2 separate regions of the Homo sapiens genome follow, and region 1 is linked to region 2. Evidence: read pairs that join two places in POLR2A ChIA-PET (ENCODE). Cell type or tissue: IMR-90. All regions are shown on one strand. Links, peaks and the distances in the headings refer to the core of each region. The heading gives the core; the rest is flanking DNA.

Region 1 (2,917 bases), core at 329-2,828, 410 kb before region 2:
CCTCCCCTCCTGGTCCCGTCCTCTGGCTTTCTTTCCCCTTATTCCCAGGGTTTCTGCCAGGGCCCTCCTTGCTTCTTCACATCTCCTCACAGGCCTTCACAGACCACCTAGGTCAGTACACCTTGTCTCCCGGGGGACCCATTTGTGGCATGGCCTTGCTTCACCACCCATTCTTGGAATATTTCCTCAGTCACTCCCTCCAGGAAAATAGACACTCTCCATTCTCAAACGAGATTCCCGTGAGTCCCGGGGACCATCCCTGTAAGCTGAGCTCTCCAGACTTCATGCATTATTTATTTATTTATTTTGAAATAGCAGCTTTGTTGAGGTATAATTCGCATACCGTAAAATTTACCCTTTTGATGTGTATGATTCAGTGGTCTACCTACTTCCCCAATATTTTCATCACCCGCAAAAAATACCCTTTACCCATTGGTAGTCACTTTTCATTCCCCTCTCTCTCCAGCCCTTGGCAACCATGAATTTACTTTTGTCTCTATGGATTTTCATGTGTTATTGACAGCAATAATAATTCCTTTTTTTTTTTTTTCCTGAGGTGTAGTCTCGCTCTGTCACCAGGCTGGAGTGCAGTGGTACGATCTCGTCTCACTGCAACCTCCGACTCCCTGGTTCAAGCGATTCTCCTGCCTCAGTCTCCTGAGTAGCTGGGACTACAGGCACCCACCACCATGCCTGGCTTATTTTTGTATTTTTAGTAGAGATGGGATTTCACCATGTTGGCCAGGATGGTCTCCATCTCCTGACCTCTTGATCCACCCGCTTGGCCTCCCAAAGTGCTGGGATTACAGGCGTGAACCACTGTGCCCAGCCAACAGCAATAATAATTCTACAGTTGGAGTTTGCTGTGTAGTCTGACTGTTGATAACATATCTCACAAATTTCAGACCTAGATAGGTCATGACAATTTACATGATAAATGATGACATTGAAAGGAAGCACGTGAAATTAGGGAGCTGGCTGTCATTTGGAGGTGGGATTAAGCGTTTTCTTTCAATTATACAAAAAAGTGGTTTTAGCATTTTTCAAAGGTATCTTAGCATAATGTCTTCAAGGTTCATCCACGTTGTACCATGTGTCAGGACTTCGTTCCTTTTTATGGCTGAATAGTATTTCATTGAAAGCACACGCCACATTTTGCTTATCCATTCTTCTGTTGATGGACACTTGCGTTTTCACCTTTTGGCTATTGTGAATGGTGCTGCAATGAACACCAGTATTCAAGTATCTATTTGAATCCATTTTTAGTTATTTTGGGTTTACCTAGGAGTGGAATTGCTGGCCCTGCAATATGACTTTTTAGCTTTAAGAGCCCACTTCCTTGGGTAGTGCCCCAAATTTGAAGCCCACGTAGATGAGACTACAGCATTAGGAAATCCTATTGTGTCAGTAGTGAGGGTTTGGTATTTAGTCTGGGCTCCCAGTTCCTATACCAGAAATTTGACTTTAATTGGTGTTTCACAATCTGACAGCTGCCTTTTGATGAGGAGTGACTGATACTGCCTCTGTTCAAAAAAACAAAATGAAACAAAAACGAAACAAAAAAAACCGGTGTCTCTATATCCAGTTCAGCTTTCACCTCGTTGCTGACCTGGCTTCGTAACTCAACAGGAAATTGGTGTTTGGCAAGACAAAGCTATTTAGTCTGTCTCTGTCTCTCCCTCTGCCTGTGTGTCTAGTCCAGGAGCACCCATGTCTGTGGCTAGAGATGTGGGCCTGATAAGCCTGGGGACTGTTGGGAGAGGGTGGCTCCCCTCATGTGTGGCTGGGCCGAGTCCTCCCTGGACTGTGAGGGGGAGGCAGCTCTGTGCTCTGTGCTGGCCAGGTGCTGCCTGCCCTGCCCCAGGCATGACTGATTAATAAGGGATCTCTGCCTTCAGCCTGAAAGCTGCCTTCAGAGGGGAAAAGCAGCTTCCCAGGGCTCTCACCTGCTCCTCATACATCTAAAGTCTAGGCAAGAGAGGCAAAAACGTGAGAAGAAAGGTAAACAGTCCGGGGAGAAAATTGGGAAAGGAGGAAGGGGAGAGGGAAGCGAGCAGTGGGTAGACAGCCAGGGGAAACAGCAGCACGTGGTAGGCTCTTGGCTGTGGATTGATGCCCCAGTTAAATGACTCTGGAAGCCTCTTTCCAGTCTTGGGATAGGTATTTTCTTGGTGATCATTTTACCTAAGAGTGATAATATCATCGGCTGCATTTCTGTCTTAGCATGTTGAACTCTGCTAATCTGAGGAAGAAACACACACATACATTGATGCCTCAGCTGAACCCATTAATCAGAGACCTGGGTATGGATAAAAAAGCGCACAGGCTCATGGAGGTATGTGAAGCTCAGAAGACTTTGCACTTTGAAGGCCAATGTACTTAATTTAATCCAACCGACTATTAGTAAATTCCTCTCCTTTGGGCTCTGCCCTCACACCCCCTCACTGGCCCTGCTCACAGGTGCCTCTGGGCCGCTGTGCAGAGCTGGAATGTTGCACAGCATTTCTCCAAGGTGGAAGCTTCTGTTGCCATATCTGGCTGCCTGAGACATCCTGGGGATTCGAGCTATACATCCAAGTGGATTTCAGTGACTCAGAGCTCATATTTGGTCTGTCGTGAATAGGATCTTGTGCCTCTGTTTTTAAAATTATTTAAAAGGCAAAAATTTTGACCTATGCCCAGCTGTCTGAAAGACCAGGAGATAAGAAGCCTTTTCTAGGATAAATTGACTGTGAAATATCTCTGAAAATGAACTGTCTCATGCCAGTTGTGATGAAAACAATTCTAAATAGTTTTTTTTCCTCCAGAATAGGAATGGTTAGTCATTAACAAAAAGTTATTGAGCGTCTGCTATCTGCAAGGCAGTTTGCTTATAGGATCTCTGGATTCAAGGGTATCTTCAAGGTACAGCCCTCAA
Region 2 (2,917 bases), core at 91-2,590:
TTATATTTTACTTTATATGTCACACATTTACTGAGGACTTATTGTGTATAAGGCACAGTAGTAATTGGAAGAAGGAAAGGTACTAGAATCTTGCTTTATTTGGAAAATAACAACTTAGAAAATTTTAGAGCCAGATTGCATTTTCTCATCCAATGTCCACCTTTTAAAGATGTTGAAACCTGGACCCAAAAGGTGACATGACTTGTCAAGGTCACACAGTTATTGATAGCAGAAGAGGAAATAGCCTGGCATTTTCCCCCACTAAATCCCTCCAAAAATATATTTTAAAAGAAAATCTAAGCATGATGTTTAGAAATTTTTACCACTATAGAAAATTTGGTTAGTGCCAAAGTCCCTATTGATGCAATAGTGATTTGAGCCAGAATTAGAAAATAAGTAAGTATGTGACCCTAAGAGCATTTTGTTCGAGTTACATAGAAAGATTAGCTTATGGCGTAGAGTTACCGTAAGTTGGCAGCAATGAACAAATTTGGTTCTTTGTTACACTCCATCTCAAGAACATCCAGGGAAGAGAAAGCTGTTGCCTGGGTATAATGGTATTTGCCAGAAAAAAAATCATTAGAGAGGTATAATTAAGACTAGTTTAGTAACTCATTCAACTAGATAACTCTATAATGAGTACATCTCATTTACCACCAAAACCATAGAGATATTTTGAAGTTTTCCCCAAAAGTATACCTTTTTTACATTTCTAAAGGAAGGAGTGAGGATTTGCAGTGAGTGCAACCAAGCCACCTTTTCCTCCTGTTTGGCCTTATTATCAAGTATGTTGCTCAGCAAACAGCCAGTCCTCAGAAACTTCACTCCAAGAGGCTCTGTCAAGGGTTTGGCACAAAGAGAATGTCGCAAAGATTTTCCAGTGCTCTAGAATATATCCTTGTATTCAAAACCCAGTTGTCTGGTTCTGGGAGTGAGTGTGGCAGGAAAAGCTACAGGTGGATCCCGTAGGTAGTTTCTCCCATAAGAAGTACAGGCCAGGCCAGGCGCAGTAGCTCACGCCTATAATCCCAGCACTTTGGGAGGCCGAGGCAGGCAGATCACTTGAGGCCAGGAGTTTGAGACCAGCCTGGCCAACATGGCGAAACCCCGTCTCTACTAAAAATACAAAAACTTAGCCAGACATGGTGGCACACGCCGGTAATCCCAGTTGCTCGGGAGGCTGAGGCAAGAGAATCACTTGAACCTGGGAGGCGCAGGTTGCAGTGAGCTGAGATCACGCCATTGCGCTCCAGCCTGGGCAACAACAGCGAAACTCCATCTCAAAAAAAAAAAAAAAAGAAAGAAAGAAAAAGAAAAAAAGAAATGCAGGCCACTTTTTCTTTCAGAATTGGCAGTTGAGATGATTCAGATCAACTGTCCTGCCGAGGACAATTAGAAATGCTGGACAAAATATTCTAAATCTTCTTTCTGGAGCTTGGAAAAGATGCCTGATAGAAACAAATGTGAATCCTCTGTGGAGAAAGATAACATCATCAACATTTTCAAATTACTTTGAAAACCAATTGTGTGAAAATAAGGTTTTGGCTGGGCGCGGTGGCTCACGCTTGTAATCCCAGCACTTTGGTGGGCCGAGGCAGGCGGATCACGAGGTCAGGAGATCGAGACCATCCTGGCTAACACAGTGAAACCCCGTCTCTACTAAAAATACAAAAAATTAGCCGGGCGCAGTAGTGGGCGCCTGTAGTCCCAGCTACTCGGGAGGCTGAGGCAGGAGAATGGCGTGAACCCGGTAGGTGGAGCTTGCAGTGAGCCGAGATCACGCCACTGCACTCCAGCCTGGGCAACAGAGTGAGACTCCATCTCAAAAAAAAAAAGAAAAGAAAAGAAAAGAAGGTTTCATTCATGATACCAAATAACTATATACACAAGGAGACAAAGTAACCTGAGTGAAAACGGGGAGAAACTATAGACCATAGAAATAGACCCACAGGGAATTGAGATATTGGAATTGTCAGATATAGACTTGAAAATAACTGTATTTACCACATTCAGAGATATCAAAGACAGGACTGGTAATTTTCCAAAGAACCAGATATGGAAAAGAACCAAATGTAAATTTTAGAAATGAAGAATACAATCACTGAAATGAAAAAGGCAGTGAATGGATTTAAAAGAAGACTTGGCACAGCTGAAAACAGTTATTGAACTAGAGAGAGGGCAGGGAAAAATACTGATAATCAAACACAGAAACTGAAAAGAATTGGGAATGCAGAGAAGAGTACAGAATATCAGGGAATAAGTGGATGCTCACATTTATGAAATGTTTTTTTCCTACATCTGACAGAATCGTTATTTTTAAGTTAATGTGAATTACATATTAACTTGTTATGGAAGTATAATATAGTGGTTATCTTGGTGTAGGAGGGGTGAGTGGGGCTGCTGTATAGCTGGTGGGGTTTTATTTCTTGGTCTGAGTAATAGTTGCATGGCTGTTTGTTTTGTGATAAATCATACATTGTAACATCCCCCTTTCTTGCATCTTTTGTATGTATATTTCACAGTTTTTTCCAAAAAAAGATGTAAGAAGAAGCAAAAGTACAGGTCCAGGTAGCTATATCATTGGCAGATGCCGAAGGAGATCTGCTCCTTACTCTGCCTGGAGCACAAAACTACAGTTTGCCACCAATAGGGAGGCAGCACAGAGGGACGGCCATCGTGATGCAATCACTTCCAATGGATTAGAGCTGTCATGAGAGATGCACTGTTGAGAAGGATTGTGAGGCCCCATCTGGACCAGAGGGAAGGAGCAGCATCTGCCATGACGCGGGCCAACAAGTGGCACATGTGTGCAGTGTAGTTGTCATTTTGCCTGGATAATGGCTAAGGAATGGAAGTGGTAGCTTCAAGTTGGCTTGGCTTCTAACTCCAACTCTGCCATTTACCAAGTGTGTAATCT

Evidence for each region. Peaks named below come from ENCODE experiments on the same cell type or tissue, not always from the same donor. Only the 100,000 strongest peaks of a DNase experiment are listed, where the experiment ranks them.
Region 1: POLR2A ChIA-PET joins it to region 2 with 5 read pairs; 2 of 35 experiments call an interaction of 5 or more read pairs at or near these places.

The regions. Positions count from the first base shown.
Region 1 is chr12:2,062,618-2,065,534 of GRCh38, forward strand. All of the region lies in intron 1 of CACNA1C (calcium voltage-gated channel subunit alpha1 C), which reads left to right. Among named protein-coding and RNA genes, the nearest start is that of CACNA1C, 11 kb to the left of the region's middle. In IMR-90, for the core only: no CTCF peak of the experiment used is centred there; a DNase peak (open chromatin) is centred at 1,634.
Region 2 is chr12:2,473,475-2,476,391 of GRCh38, forward strand. All of the region lies in intron 5 of CACNA1C (calcium voltage-gated channel subunit alpha1 C), which reads left to right. Among named protein-coding and RNA genes, the nearest start is that of CACNA1C-AS2, 200 kb to the right of the region's middle. In IMR-90, for the core only: no CTCF peak of the experiment used is centred there; no DNase peak of the experiment used is centred there.